Regions from separate parts of the Homo sapiens genome. Here region 2 is linked to region 1. A link is a loop called in an ENCODE intact Hi-C map of the cell type or tissue named here. Cell type or tissue: dorsolateral prefrontal cortex. All regions are shown on one strand.

Region 1 (8,000 bases):
GAAAAGACACCATCAGAGGCTCTGCTGGGTGGAGGGAAAGATAGCCCTGGATCCTGGAGGGCATCCAGTAGGCAGATGGCACATTTGGCGGGCTGTATGCCTCCATCTTCTCTCCACAGCCTGGGCTTTGCAGCCAGAGGCCCTCCACCCCCACAGCCAGCCTAGGCAATCTCCCCGCTCCCACCCCACACATTTATTCCTGGGAGAAATGCAAATGCGAGTGTTCATTCACTCTCCCTGCCGCCTGCTCCCACTCTCCCTCCCTGCTTTCCCAGAGACATACGCTCCTGCCATCCCTGCTTGGTTGCCACACCCCCACCATCGTTCCTCCCCAATGCATACACACCTGCTCCCCCCACTCCCTGCAGGAGCCACATCCAGACTCAGGCTCGCATCCTAGACCCTCTCCCAACTTCTCCTCTTGCTTTCCCAAGCTCACAGGTCACACACTCTTGTTCTCATGAATATTAGGGGCTGTCCATGGATGTGTACATGTGACCTGGTGGGGGAAACGGCTAACCCCGCAGACTGCTGTTCCAGGCAGCCCAGCTCCCCAAGAGCCTGGCAAAGGAAGCAGGAGGCGGGGGAGGCGTCCTAATCCTAATCTCTCATTAGGAGAGGCAAAAGGCGTGTTGATGAATCGGAGGCGGCAGGTGGTATGGACAGAAGTTTGACCAGCCAACCCTGTTGTTGCCCTTTTCATGGATAGGGAGAGAGAGGCGGGGAAGTTCAGGAACCCTCCTGTGTTTTGGATGACAGGGGTATATCCCCTGCTGAGGGCTTGTAGCCACATAACTCCACTCCATGACCGGAACATGACCCTCTCCTCTTTTTCAGACACACAAGCCCCACAGGGTAGACTCCACACCTTCCTACCTTTGTACTCATGCTGTTTCCTGTCCAGGTGGCGTCTTTTTTTCTTTCATCCACCTGGCAAAATCTGATTTATCCCTTAAGAGCCAGCTCACATGGTAGGAGTCTTTCTGGTTTTCCTCAGGTAGAGGTAAAAGCCCTTTCCTTTATACTGTTCATACACAGTAGTTTCACTCGTGTCTGTGTGAAGCGACCACCAAACAGGCTTTGTGTGAGCAACAAGGCTGTTTATTTCACCTGGGTGCAGGCGGGCTGAGTCCGAAAAGAGTCAGCGAAGGGAGATAGGGATGGGGCCATTTTATAAGATGTGGGTAGGTAATGGAAAATTACAGTCAAAGGGGGTTGTTCTCTGGTGGCCAGGGGTGGGGGTTGCAAGGTGTTCAGTGGGGGAGCTTTTGAGCCAGGATGAGCCAGGAGAAGGAATTTCACAAGGTAATGTCATCAGTTAAGGCAGGGACCAGCCATTTTCACTTCTTTTGTGGTGGAATATCATCAGTTAAGGTAGGAACCAGCCGTCTGGATGTGCACATGCAGGTCACAGGGGATATGATGGCTTAGCTTGGGCTCAGAGGCCTGACACACAGCATTATTACAAACACTTAGGACACAGAGGTATCCATTCATGGATTTCTTTCCCTTTACCAAGGTATGAGTTCCTCAAGGATGTGCTGCTATGTATATTATCCATCCTTGAATGCGTAGCTGGGGACCTGGCATGTGACCGATATCCACTGAACATCCGTGAAGTGAACCGAAGTCGATGTTTAGTAGCCAGGTAGGAGCAGCGAGGGCGTCACCTGGCAGTTCTCATTCTAAAGAAGATGGTGTAGCCTGGGAGGGTCATGAATCCCACTTTTGCAACCAACCTTCCCTCAGAAGAGAGAGTCTGGGACACCCTGTTCTAACCCTTCGGTGGACTTCCGCATGGCATGTAGACCATTCCAGATGACTTGGTCTATGCTCTCTGTCCTTGAGATGGCTCTTTTACTGTTTTGTATGCACACTACATCTCCCCAGTTAGTCTGTAAGCTTTACTTGGGCAGGAAAGACGACCGTTTTGTGTCTTTCTGTGTCTGCCTCAGTACAGAGCTCCTGGGAGACCTTCGACAATTTAGTACATGTAGCTTGAAAGAACCCGAGGCTTTGGGTTTCAAAGGCAGCTGTCAGATTTCTGGTCCGACTTTAGGAATATATATATTTTTTTGTCTGTGGGTGGGCAGTCTCGTGGAACTGAGGATTAATTTTTCATGAGGGTTGTGAGTTTGCGAGAAATTCTTCAAGAAATGGCTTTGGGGCTGGGCATGGTGACTCACGTGTGTAATCCCAGCACTCTGGGGAGGCCAAGGTGGGAGGATCACTTGAGGCCAGGAGTTCCAGACCAGCCTGGGCAACATAATGAGACCCTGCCTCTATTTAAAAATAATAAGAAAAGAGGAAAGAAAAGGCTTTTGGATAGCTTTCGTAGGAATTTCTTAAGAGTATAATCTTTTCCCCACTCATCTTGTTAGAGCAATTAAGAGGCTTTGGGGCTGGGCATGGTGGCTCAATGGTAGGGGGTGGGTGGCAAGATGACTTTATTTTTATTTTTATTTTTATTTTTTTTAAATGAAGTCTCGTTTTGTCTCCTAGGCTGGAGTGCAGTGGTGCGATCTCGGCTCACTGCAACTTCTGCCTCCAGGGTTCAAGCAATTCTCCTGCCTCAGCCTCCCAAGTAGCTGGGACTACAGGCATGTACCACCGCACCCAGCCAATTTTTGTATTTTGAGTAAACAAGGGGTTTCACTATGTTGGCCAGGCTGGTCTTGAACTCCTGACCTCAGGTGATCTGCCCGCTTTGGCCTCCCAGAGTGCTGGGATTACAGGCGTGATCCACCACGCCTGGCTGGCAAGATGACTTTGAAGTGTTATTCTTGACCTGTTCACACCGTTGAGTTCACGCAGGGTGTTTTTCATATTACTTTATTTCCTGTACTGTGAAGTGTGTTGAAATGTGGAAGTTATTTCACAAAGTTAACAGGGTCTTCAAGACAGAAGAGATATACGTGCAGAGTACACACATACACCTACGTACACACCTGTATATGTCGATGACGACAGCATGGAGGGAATGAACTTGTGCATGGAGAAGGGGGCTTTTTTTAAACTTGAAAGAAACCAGCCCATTCTGTGTGTGTTTGGAGGAGGGGAGCCTGTAAAGCCTATTTACCTTGAATCCCCTCTGGCTTACAGCTGCAGAGAGCAAAGGAGAGCAGACATATTCTAGATTGGGCAGTGGGATGATGGTGATTGCGTTGCTGCTCAACGAGTCTGGGTTTGCAGGATCAAGGTAATGACCTCTCCCCTGAGGGCCTCATCAAAGGGGCTGAGGCTGCAAGCTGTGAATAAGATGCAGAAGGGGCTCTTATCCAGGCCGAAGCACCAGGTTGCTTTCGGCCATAATAACGTGTGGACTTTAAGCAGGAGCCTTGAAGAAACCAGCTGCAGCTAGAAAGAATGCGGCGATTGTAGTGGAGCACGGGGGAAGGAGGCTATGATGAAATGGGCCCTATTTTCCATAATTAGCAAAAAAGAAAGGTGAGAAGGAGCATAATGGGAATTTCTTGAAGTTAGGGACCCAGCTTAATCCAATTTCTTAAAAACCTCTGGAACTTTTTTCATCCTAACTTGGGGGTGGGCACTGTGTCTTACTCATTTCTAGAACATCCATCCTCTATGCCTCCCACCAATATACACACGCAGGGGGCTGAGAAGGGGCAGCATCCCTTGGAGGAAGTTAGGGGGAAAGGTGAAGTCGAGGCAGCCCTGTCTGGACCGGGTTCCACTTGGAGACCTGCCAAGCTGCTCACCTGGGCCAGGCAATGGAGGGTGGGGAAGCCTCTGGGGGAGGGACAGTCCATACAGAAAATAAATTACTGCAAGGGAAGGGGCAAATATTTAGGACTTGTCCTGCATTCGAGTATGATTTAAAGTGTGGAGCTGCAGACTCGGAACATGAGCGCCGGAGGGACCTCAGAGGAGCATCTTTTTTTTTTCTTTTTTGAGACGGAGTCTCACTCTGTCGCCCAAGCTGGAGTGCAGTGGCACAATCTCGCCTCACTGCAACCTCCGCCTCCCCGGCTCAAGCGATTCTCCCGCCTCAGCCTCCCAGTAGCTGGGATTATAGGCGCGCGCCACTATGCCTGGCTAATTTTTTTGTATTTTAGTAGAGACGGGGGTTTCACCATGTTGCCCAGGGTGGTTTCGAACTCCTGAGCTCAGGCAATAATCTGCCCGCCTCGGCCTCCCAAAGTGCTGGGATTACAGGCGTGAGCCACCGCGCCCGGCCGGGAGCATCTTATCCACCTCCTCGGTTTACAGATGAGGGAGCTGAGAAGGCACCTGGGAAGGGCCTACAACAAACGGGAGCCGACTATGTCCTCACCTGGGCTCACTCACGATGGGAATGAGCCCAGCCTGGGGACGTTTGTGCCCGCTAGACCCTAGAGGAGAGCGACACCATGCACACGGCCCATGGCTCTTCCGTGTTGGGACCCCACGGGCCTCCTCCACCGAGGAAAATCACCCCAGGAAGAGGGCCAGGCGCAAGACTGGGACCAGCTGTTACTCCCACCAGCCACTAGGTGGCACCGATGCGTCTGTCTCCGAGGAGGAGGCGCATTTTCAAACGTGGAGGGGCTTCTGGGAGACGTCCAGGTGCTCCGCCCCTTCCTCCCTGTTTCTCAGGAGCCGCCTCCCGAGGGTGGAAATGGCTGGGCCGCGCACACTGATGGAGAACAGATGGCGGGGGCGGGGCTGCCTCTTCCTTCCCCCGCCCCCACAAAAACACTGTGAACCCTCCTCCCTAAACCCGAGGTTGGGCAAGGGGGCCGCAGGACCCATCGACGTCACGCGGGCCCATCCCGGGCTTGAACCCTTCCCCTCTCCCATGGCTGCTTCCTAGTTCCTTGGGCCATTCTTCTCCTTGGCTGTTCCTCCTGAGGCCCAGCCAGGAGGGCGTGTGCTATGTTCACCCTGGAACAGAAGGGGGCGCCCTGCGCATCCCTGTGTCCTGCTGGCCAGATGCAGGCCCCTGCGGGAGCCCTGACCCTGCACCCTACCTCCGTCATTCCCTCGCTCCTCCTTCCCGATACCCGGGCCAGCAGGGCCAGGGCGATGTCTGGTGCCGGGGAACCAAGCGGCGGAGCAGCAGCTTTGCCAGAAGGGATCCTTGGCCCAGGAGAACTGGGTTTCTCGGCCTCTTTGAGCCAGAGCTGCCGAAGATGGAGGAGTCCCCAGGGGGACTTTCTGAACCTTACCTCCGGGCTGTTTGCTCGGCCAGGACCAAGATCAGATAGTCCACGGCCCAGATGTACCCAGGAGTGGCGGGTGGGGGAGGAGAGAGAAGGGGACACCAAGTCTTTAGACACATCTGTGTTTCTGGAGCAAAGGGAAACCACAGAAGGCCAGGAGTTTGGGTGTGCACTGGGTGTCTTTCAACTGGGTGGAACCAAACTGAGTCCTTGAAGTCTCGCTCCTGAGGCTGCAGAAGAATAGATGGCTTTTCCCTGCCTCGAGGGTGGGATAAGGGAGGCAAAGCTGGGAGAAAGAAAGGGAGAGAGAGAAAACGAATGGCCGGCACAGGTGCCTGGGCCCCAGCCTTCAAGTGCGGTCAGAGCAGATCCGGTGGCGGAGTAGGGCCTAGATGACCACGGACTGCAGGAGGCGGAAGCACATCATGAGGTCCAGCGGGATGGGCGGCTTCAAGTAGTTTCCATCCAGCCGCAGGTAGCGCAGGTGTGGCACGTTCTCCAGGTCCGAGGAGAAGTCATGGAACGCCACTAGGTCGTTGGGGCAAATCTGGGTTCCGTTGATTTCTACGGAAAAAGAAGACGAGAAATCAGAAGGGAGTGGAGGCTGGCGGCCAAGATGAGGAAGGGGAAGGGGGAAGACACCCGAGAGCAAGGACTGTAGACTTCTCTCTGAAACTGGCTAGCTTTGGGAATGTGTGATCATAGATGAGCTGCCTTGACCTCCAGGCTCAGTTTACTCATTTGTAAAATGAATTAAGTTGGAATTGATCAACAACTGTTATTGCAAGTTAACTCTAGAGAATTGGAAGTAAATTTTGAACTGGGCCTTCAAGAATAGGTAGAATTACAACAGGTGGAGACCTGGGGGATGGTGTTCTGATAGAGGAATCTGTTTGAATGAAGTTGTGGAGGCCAAAATTCTGCTTGTGGGCGAATCTGGGAATAGTAATAGTGCCCAATGTGATGTACTAAGGAGAGTAAGCTGGGAAGGTAGTTAGGCTTTCACTAAGAGGCTTTTGATCTCTGGTCTGAGGAATGGCAGTGAACAGGACTGTCTTTGTGAGAGCGATGTTATTAACAGGATACTTGAACCATGGTATCCTGGAGCGTTAAATCTGGAAGGGTCCTTAGAGATCCCTATGTTCAGGTTTATGCTGTACAAAGATAATCCGGCTACACTGTGGAGAAGCAATGGAGTAAGGTGAGATCTGAAGCCAGTAGGTGGATGTGAAAATTACTCTGCAGGTTTTCCTTTGAATTGGATGTGAGACATGAGGATGGGCAAAAGATGGTAACTGAAATAAGGATGACAGGAAGAGGAAAGAGGATCTGGGGAGAGCTCCGGAACCCCCGGGACATGATGAGCCTACTGATTCTGAAGGGTCCATGGCCTGAGATTCCATTTCCTCCATCACATCTTGTTGGATGCCTGTGGCACCAGGCATGCCAGCATTTAAATGAACTGTTTTATTCTCCCTAAGCCTTGCCTCACTTATCATTTATGGAGGAGCAGGAGGAGGAAGAGTAGGCATCATCTTCATTGTAATTGTCTTCCTCTTCCTTTTCCTCGTCTTTCTTCTTTGCCATTGGAGTAGCAGAAGGGCCCTGACACGGGGGTTTTCTCTTATGAGCTTGGGGCTGTGGCCTAGCCACCCTCATGCTGAGTTCTTCAATCTGTGAAATGGTAAGAGTGGTGCCTGCCCTGTAATCAGGGGAGAGAATGTTGGCAAAGGCATTTTGTAAGCTGTTTAAAGACAGTACCAGTGGCAGCATTATGGTCATTGTGAAGAACGTAATCACCCCACTGACCTAGGCCCCACTCAGCCCATTCTGTCGGGTAAAAGGCACAGGAGACAGGCTGGATGGGGTGGGCTCATGTGGGTGAGGTGTGAGTTCTCTGACTTCAACCTTAGAAGGTTGGGATATCCTCCAGCAACCTGTTCTTCCACAATCTGGTAGAGACCTATCAGCCATTTATTAATCAAGGTATCCCTTCTGTCTGTATTTTGGCCTCATAGCTTCCTGGGGGTAATGTGTTTTATTTTAGTGTGCTGTCTCCAGGGTAAAATTATACAGTCTTCCCCTTTTCCCATTTTTTTTTTGTAAGATTAAAAAAAAAATCCTCCCCTACTTCTTGAAATTATCCCAAATGAGTGAACGATCTATTCGCCCATTGTTGGTGTCGGTAGAGACACCAACAATCTCCATCTCATTCTTTGGTTTGGAACCTAAGGATCCCCAAATATCATTCTAGGGGTCCTTCTCTTTTCCCTCAATCCCTCTCTTCCCTTCTGCTGCTGCATCCCTTCTGTGAATGTAGGCTGATTTTGTTCAAGGACCAGAAAATATTATTTCACTTCTAAACCTTTCTGCTAATGCTCTGCTCCGAGCTGAAATTTTTGATTGAAGCAAAACTGCAACTTCCAGCCTCCTCTCCTGGGCTGCAATTGATACTCCAAGTCCAGAACCCTGTAAATGTCACTTAGGCAAACTCTTCCTTAAGTGCACCTAAACATCGCACCCTTCCAGATAGATTCAGAAAGCACCAGCATGCAGACCTTCTTTTCCTGACTGCCACATTTTTACCAGTTGCATACCCTGAATCAAAACCCAGGCTCAGGCTTGGGAAGAAGCATCTTCCCACAGGGGCAGGTTTCTGCAGAGGGCAGACCCAGGACATTTCAGGATAGGTATTTAAATGTCTCTGTTCTGTTTTTAGCAGAATGTCCAGGAGTATATTCCATGTCTACCCTACCTATAGATCCAGTTGCCAAGGAACTGGGGCTGAGGAAGAATGGAGGAAGAAAACCTATGACCCTCCAAGTATGGTATTCTGGG
Region 2 (8,000 bases), 79 kb after region 1:
TGAATTTGATCCTGTCATTATGATGTTAGCTGGTTATTTTGCTGGTTAGTTGATGCAGTTTCTTCCTAGCATTGATGGTCTTTACAATTTGGCATGTTTTTGCAGTGGCTGCTACCAGTTGTTCCTTTCCATATTTAGTGCTTCTTTCAGGAGCTCTTGTAAGGAGGCCTAGTGGTGACAAAATCTCTCAGCATTTGTTTGTCTGTAAAGGACTTTATTTCTCCTTCACTTATGAAGCTTAGTTTGGCTGGATATGAAATTCTGGGTTGAAAATTATTTTCTTTAAGAATGTTGAATATTGGCCCCCACTCTCTTCTGGCTTGTAGAGTTTCTGCTGAGAGATCTGCTGTTTGATGGGCTTCCCTTTGTGGGTAACCTGATCTGTCTCTCTGGCTGCCTTTCCTTCATTTCAACTTTGGTGAATCTGACAATTACGTGTCTCGGAGTTGCTCTTCTTGAGGAGTATCTTTGTAATGTTCTGTGTATTTCCTGAATTTGAATGTTGGCCTGCCTTGCTAGGTTAGTGAAGTTTTCCTGGATAATATCCTGAAGAATGTTTTCCAACTTGGTTCCATTCTCCCCGTCACTTTAAGGTACACCAATCAGACGTAGATTTGGTCTTTTCACATAGTCCCATATTTCTTGGAGGCTTTGTTAGTTTCTTTTTACTCTTTTTTCTCTAAACTTCTCTTCTTACTTCATTTCATTCATTTGATCTTCAATCACTGATACCCTTTCTTACACTTGATCAAACTGGCTACTGAAGCTTGTGCATGCATCACATAGTTCTCATGCCATGGTTTTCAGCTCCATCAAGTCATTTAAGGTCTTCTCTACACTGTTTATTCTAGTTAGCCATTTGTCTAATCTTTTTTCAAGGTTTTTAGCTTCTTTGCGATGGGTTCGAACATCCTCCCTTAGCTCGGAAAAGTTTGTTATTACTGATCGTCTGAAGCCTTCTCTCAACTCGTCAAAGACATTCTCCGTCCAGCTTTGTTCCATTGCTGGAAAGGAGCTGCGTTCCTTTGGAGGAGAAGAGGTGCTCAGATTTTAGAATTTTCAGCTTTTCTGCTCTAGTTTCTCCCCATCTTTGTGGTTTTATCTACCTTTGGTCTTTGATGATGGTGATGTACAGATGGGGTTTTGGTGTGGTTGTCCTTTCTGTTTGTTAGTTTTCCTTCTAACAGTCAGGACTCTCAGCTGCAGGTCTGTTGGAGTTTGCTGGAGGTCCACTCCAGACCCTGTTTGCCTGGGTATCACCAGTGGAAGCTGCAGAAAGCAAATATTGCAGAATAGCAAATGTTGCTGCCTGATCCTTCCTCTGGAAGCTTCATCTCAGAGGGTCACCCGGCTGTATGAGGTGTCAGTCAGCCCCTACTGGGATGTGTCTCCCAGTTAGGCTACTTGGGGGTCAGAGAGCCACTTGAGGAGGCAGTCTGTCCATTCTCAGATCTCAAACTCCATGTTGGGAGAACAACTACTCTCTTCAAAGCTTTCAGACAGGGACATTTAAGTCTACAGAAGTTTCTACTGCCTTTTGTTCAGCTATGCCCTGCCCACAGAGGTGGAGTCTACAGAGGAAGGCAGGCCTGCTTGAGCTGTGGTGGGCTCCACCCAGTTCGAGCTTCCCAGCCACTTTGTTTACCTACTCAAGCCTCAGCAATGGCAGATGCCCCTCCCCCAGCCTCGCTGCTGCCTTGCAGTTCGATCTCAGACTGCTGTGCTAGCAGTGAGCAAGGCTCCGTGGGCGTGGGACCCTCCGAGCCAGGCGTGGGATATAATCTCCTGGTGTGCCATTTGCTAAGACCATTGGAAAAGCGCAGTATTAGGGTGGGAGTGTCCCAGTTTTCCAGGTACCGTCTGTCACAGCTTCTCTTGGCTAGGAAAGGGAACTCCCTGACCCGTTGTGCTTCCTGGGTGAGGCAATGTCCCGCCTTGCTCTGTGGGCTGCACCCACTGTCTGACAAGCCCCAGTGAGATGAACCCGGTACCTCAGTTGGAAATGCAGAAATCACCCACCTTCTGCGTCACTTATGCTGGGAGCTGCAGACTGGAGCTGTTCCTATTCGGCCATCTTGGAACCTCCCCCAAAACATGCTTTTTTAATCTGCCTAAACATATTCCCACCCTTTCACCTAGCTAACTCTTATTCTTCTTTTAGGCCAGGGGTCCCCAACCCCCAGGCTGTGGACTGGTACAAGTCCATGGCCTGTCAGGAACCAGGCCAAACAGTGGGAGGTGCAGGAGGTGAGTGGCTGGCAAGCATTAACACCTGAGCTCCTCCTCCTTTCAGATCAGCAGTGCCATTAGACTCTCATAGGAGCACAAACCCTCTTGTGAACCGTGCATGCGAGGGATCTAGGTTGCACACTCCTTATGAGAATCTAACTGGCTCCTGATGATCTGAGGTGGAACAGTTTCATCCCAAAACTATTCCCCTCTGAACCCCACTGTCCATGGAAAAATTATCTTCCATGAAACCAGTCCCTGGTACCAAAAACATTAGGGAACCGATGTTTTAGGCTTCAGGTTAAGTGTCACCTCATTAGACAGGTTTACCTGGCCCTGAGGGTCCCCTTCCACAACACTCACCTATTTATAAAGCCTGCAGTTTTCACCACCAAGTGAAGCCTGTCCATCTTGTTCACTGCTTAGCAAAGTAATAAACAATTGCAACTGCATAAATGGATGGTCAGGTTTTGTACCCTCTCCTTTAAGTGATGAACTTCTACTCATCCTGCACATCCTCCTCACACTCCCAGCCCCAAGCTGGTTCAACTGCTCTTCTCTGTGTTCCAATAGCACATTTTACCTTCCCTATCATAGACTTCATCTTATTACATCATGATTCCATGTTTACTTATCTGCCACTCCATCTAGGATTTGAGCTCCTTGAGTTCCGTGGTCTTGTTTTATCATCTTTGTATCTCCCAAGAAGAATGCTTGGCATAGGGCAGGCTCTCAATGATGTTGACTTTATAAATCTGTTGTAAAAAGAGCCCCGGGAACCCTGAAAGTAGAGAGTAGGAAGTTGAGGGAGGGAGGCAATTTTAGATTTAGCTAACTGCCCTGAACATGGCATAGATGAATTCTTCCTGTCTAACCTATTTGGGGAAGTGGATCGAGAGTTCTGTGTCCAAGTGTATATTTGCATATTTACATTTAGCTAGAAAAATAAAAACTGCCCTTAGTACAGGAAGATGGGGAAGGCAGATAGCCTCTGCTCTAGGAGCTTAATCAGCAAGTCACCAGGGCTATTTTCAGAGCTTCCAGTGAGTTTTTGGCTATGCTAAGGGAGTTCACGAGCCACGTTTGGCAGCAGAGATTGGAGAAAGTTGTTCCACGTAAGAAATGAGAGGAATTCGGATTTTGCCCCTAAGAAGAAGACAACAATGAAGAGGGGGAAGGGGATTAGCTGAATAACATGCAAAGAGTCTGCACCCTGAGTTATGAAAATGATCAATGGATTTTTAAAAAGTCATACCAGAAATGTCTGTTGTTTAGTATTATTTAGTGTTTAGTGTTATTGCTATGATGTAAAGCTCTTCATTTCTTCAAAGCTTCCTAAGTTTTCCACATCACAGAAGCCTTGCAAGTATTTCTGCCATGTTCTCCACCTGGATGGTGGTGGTGTGGAACAGGGACAGTCACCAGGAATGGCCAGAGGACCCTGGATCGAACAATTCATCAGAAGCAGGAGCACCCTCCAGAAGTTTGTGGAAAACTTGAGATGGACATTAGACTTTGCAAACTCCAAAGGGTGATGCTGGTTCAAGGCACATTTGCCCTGACCTGAAGGGTCAATGTGACCACTTCTAGTCTTTATGAGCAGGGCTGTGTGTGTTTCAGTGGCAGTGTGTCTCTAAGAAGTGTGGGCTTTCATTGTCTGTATAATTAAACCCTGTGCTTGCAATTATCCTTGAAGGTATATGTGTTTATGTGCTGCTTTTGGAATGATATATTGATATGACTGCATGTTGAGTCCCTGTGGGAGAGGCTGCTAAATGGTCATGTGACCATACTTTTCTTCCTCACCTAGGAACACCAAGCCCCTTCGCACTCCATGAGAAGTAGAGGCCTTCCCGGGATCAAAACAGCACTCCCTCTCTGAGCCTCCCCAAGTAACATACACTACCTGCCCCATTTTCTCCTTCTCCTGCCCCTGCCTGTTTCCTTGTCTTCTTCCTCCAGCCCCAAGAATAGCTGAGGCTCTTAACTAAGAACAAGAAAACAAAAAATCGGGTCACCAGATGTGCTTCATTCCACCTCTCCCTCTCTAGCTATCCTCCCCACAAGCCAACGCATTCTGAGCATATATACAGCAAGCACCTGGCATCCCCCCAAACCCAGCTGTGCCTCTGCCTGGCAACAGACCCAACTCAGGTGGAAATTTGGGGTACCCCACAAGCATACCATATGGTTCATCCTGTCTCTAGCACTATGGTGCAGCTCTTTTGTTCTGCCTAGACAGCCTAAGCAGACCCCAGAATGATTTTTCCCATCCTGAATGAAAGGTGATATGTTGATGTCATCTGTACTGCCGGTCGCCTTCTCCCTGTGTAGACACTGCCTGTCTCAGTGTAGGAGGACAATGAGGTCTCCAGGAACAAGGTCCCCGTCCAGAGGCAGGAAGACAGAGAGACCAGCAGTCCTGCCTCAGCTCATGGGCAGGGTTCACTTGAGCTGGTCCCCACCTGGAGCCCAAAATGAGTGTCTTGTGCTTTGGAGTGAACAGACATCTGGGATTCTCATTGGGGACTGTTTACTGGTTGATTTGCATGGCACATTAACAGCCCACAGCAGCCCACTTTCTGCCAGGGACTTTCAGGAACCATTTCTCCAAGCCAGCGTGGCCCTGCGCGGGCATGAGCCCTCCCCATCCCTTCTTCCCTCCCCACATCAGCCACGTGGATGTGACTCACACAGGCTCTCTGAGCCCCTGCCAGCAGCAGCCAGAGGACTGCCTGGATAAAGTTGGGATGGGCTACTTCAGGAGCAGGGAACAGTCCAGAGTCCCTGTTAGAATTCCGTGGGCCTCCGTGCCCTCCTCCTACTACTACTCCCAGTGTCGCCTGCAGCCCAAACCTCATGCAGCAGCGTCTCCCTGATGCTTGGGCGAAAGTTCATCCTTTCCTATCTGCTTCTCTCCTTTCTCCCGTAGCACATACCACAATCAGGGACAACTATGTGAGTTCTCTTGGTTTTTCCCTGTGATATTATATAAATAACCCACACTTAAAGCAGAATATTCATATATATTATTTTGTTTTATCCTCATGATCACTCTATGAGATAATTGTTATATTTCCCATTTCAAAGAAGAAGAAATTGAAGATTGAAAGATTAAGTGAGGCAAAGCATAGAGGATGTTTAGGTAGTTAAACTACTCCGCATGATCCTATAAAGGTGGATACAATTCATTATACATTTGTCCAAACTCATAGAATGTACAACACCAAGAGTGAACCTTAATGTGAACTCTGGACTTTGGGTGATAATGATGTTAAAATGTAGGTTCATCGGGTTTAGCAAATGACTGTTCCTGTGGGGGATGTTGATAGTTGGGGAGGCTGTGTGTGTGAGGGGCAGGGGATACATGGGGAACTCTGTACTTTCTACTCAATTTTGATGTAAACATAAAACTGCTCTAAAAAAAAAAAAGTCTATTTAAAAAATGCCACTCTAGGCAATACAGAGAGACCCTGTCTCTTAAAAAAAAAAAAAAAAAAAATTAGCCGGGCATGGTCATGCACTTCCATGGTCCCAGCTACTTGGGAGGCTGAGGTGGGAGGATTGCTTGAGCCCAGGAGGTTGAGGCTGCAGTGAACTATGATCACACCACTGCACTCCAGCCTGAGCAACAGAGTGAGACCCTGTCTCAAAAAATAATAATAGTAATAATAAGAAATACATAAATAAATACTTATTTTTAAAAATTTTAAGTTTTAAGTTTTTTAAAAAGTTTTCCTTGATTCCCAGAGTTTCCCTTGTTCTAAATGTACTGCATGAGCTTCTGAATGTACTTGGAGATTTACCAGTACCTCTCCTTGCCAGTTGTAGCTCCTCACCCCAGCCTGTCATCTGTCTGCCCCACCCTCCTCAACCTCTGGACTATAAGAACTCTGAGCCTTGACTTAGTTGTCTCTGTATTCTTAGCTTGCGGCAGTGTCTGACACATAGTAGATGCTGAATAAATGTCTGCTGGGAGAATGCATGAATGAATGAATGCATGGAGGAAGAGGAAGGAGAGGAAGAGAGAGAAGAAGATAGTGGGAAGGAAGAGAGGAAGAGGAAATAAAAAACAGGAAAAGGAGATGGAAGAAGAAGGAGAGTGCAGTATAGGGTCGGAAAGAAAAAAGGCATCCCTTGATTTGATCTTATCCCCTTTGTCTTCCTGGGGACTGGAAGGCCCTTCTCAGTTCCTTTCTTTTCCCTCTCCTCCCAACAGGATAAGGACTTTGGCCACAGCCCTGCCTATCCCCCAGGTATCCCCATAAAGTCTTTAACCCTTAGATATAGAACTGCTCTGTCCCTTTTCTACAAAACAAATGTGTTATTTGGGCAGAAGAGGAAAGGAGAAAATTTGAAGTGGAAAAATCTTTGGTTTGGAAATTCAGCTGACTGCCCTCATTTGGAATAAAATGTCCTTCAGTCCCTGGCTGTGTGGCAGGCAGGCCCGGCCAACAGCAACACCGGATGCCGGGAGACTGGGAGGAGGCCTGGGGATTTTCAGAGGAGCCGCCAGAGTGGTATGAACTTGGAATCCAGGAAGAGAGTGATGGGGCTCATCTCCAAGGGCTGAATCCCTATCCTCTTCCTCATCTCTGTCCAGACAGTGGTCAGTTGTCCCGATGTGTCAGGCAGAGTGCTGTCCTGGGGGCACAGACAGGACCAGGAGAAGCAAGTCCTGAGGGAGAACAGGGGCTGGGTCTGTCTCATGTCCTGAGCACCAACCTCAGCATCTGACACATGGAAGGTACCCAAGAAACATCAGCTGGGAAAAAAAAAGTAACCCTTGTCCCGAGGGGTTGACAGGAGACCCAGACTTTGCACTCAGGTTGGTCCCAGCCTAATAGTGGAGACAGAACAGATATAAAGAATGCAGCTCAAAATCGGAATACCAAGTACAAATACAAATAATATAAACCAAGGGCTGACCTATCAGAGTAGCACAGCAGACTGGCTTGGGGCCAGTGAGGTGAATTGAGAGAACCTCCCCAAACAGACCATCCTAAGTGGGCCTCTGAAGGAGCAGATGGGAATTATTTGGCTGAAGCCAGTAGGATGAGTATCAAAGTGGGGAGTTCAGACAACATAAGAACAAGAAGAGCAGGAGGCTGAGCGGGGATGGGGCAGGTCTCCAGGGCTGGAGCAAAGCACAGCTGACCCACCCTGACTGGTGTCTGCAGATGTTGTAGAAGCAGCGCTTAAGTTTACACTGGCTTGCTGGTAACCTGGGTAGCCGGGGGGAAATATCACAGTATAGTTCACAGGTTGTGTCATAATCTCCCAGATTCATCATTTTCAGCCTTGGTTGTGCTTATGGGGCTAAGGGGTGGAGGCCTAGATTTGTAACAACCCAGAGACCAAACCCATTTCCACAAGAAAGTGCACAGAGAAGACAAAGGGAAAAACGTGGTAACAGGGAAGATGTCAGAGAGATGGGAGGCTGTGCAGAGAGGGCAGCACAGGCTGCCAGTTGGCCTCTCTTGTTTTGTTTTGTTTTGCTTTGCAGGAGAGAGGGAGGTTGGAAGCGCCACTGAGAGGAGTCAGAGGAAAGTGTAAGGAGACTTGTAAAAAAAGGTATGCAGGGTGCTGTGTGCTGCCTGATCCACTGTATGTGAGTTCTGGGTTTCAGCAAAGGCCATACAGACATTAAGGCTTCTGGAGCTGGGCTAATGCTTCCTTGGACTGTGATCCCGCTGAAATCAACTTTGGAGGAAAGGAAATGAAAAGGCTCCAATTTGTATCTTCCTGGGAGTAAATGTTTCTTATCCAAT

The links. Peaks named below come from ENCODE experiments on the same cell type or tissue, not always from the same donor. Only the 100,000 strongest peaks of a DNase experiment are listed, where the experiment ranks them.
Region 2: it touches region 1 in a loop (2.7-fold over the local background); 9 of 110 quality-filtered maps call a loop at or near these places.

Annotation. Positions count from the first base shown.
Region 1 is chr1:203,484,432-203,492,431 of GRCh38, reverse strand. It overlaps PRELP (proline and arginine rich end leucine rich repeat protein), which reads right to left. Exons shown (of 3, transcript NM_002725.4): 3 at 1,080-5,726. The coding sequence ends at 5,551. Among named protein-coding and RNA genes, the nearest start is that of OPTC, 5.7 kb to the left of the region's middle. RefSeq lists an enhancer at 174-972. In dorsolateral prefrontal cortex, a CTCF peak has its summit at 4,520 (motif pointing right); DNase peaks (open chromatin) are centred at 178, 4,501 and 4,891; H3K4me3 peaks cover 1,071 bases; H3K27ac peaks cover 2,455 bases.
Region 2 is chr1:203,405,588-203,413,587 of GRCh38, reverse strand. BMNCR (bone marrow associated non-coding RNA) reads left to right here and starts at 5,963. Exons shown (of 3, transcript XR_001738390.3): 1 at 5,963-7,057; 2 at 7,736-7,803. RefSeq lists a silencer at 3,221-3,421. In dorsolateral prefrontal cortex, no CTCF peak of the experiment used is centred here; a DNase peak (open chromatin) is centred at 4,897; H3K27ac peaks cover 4,616 bases.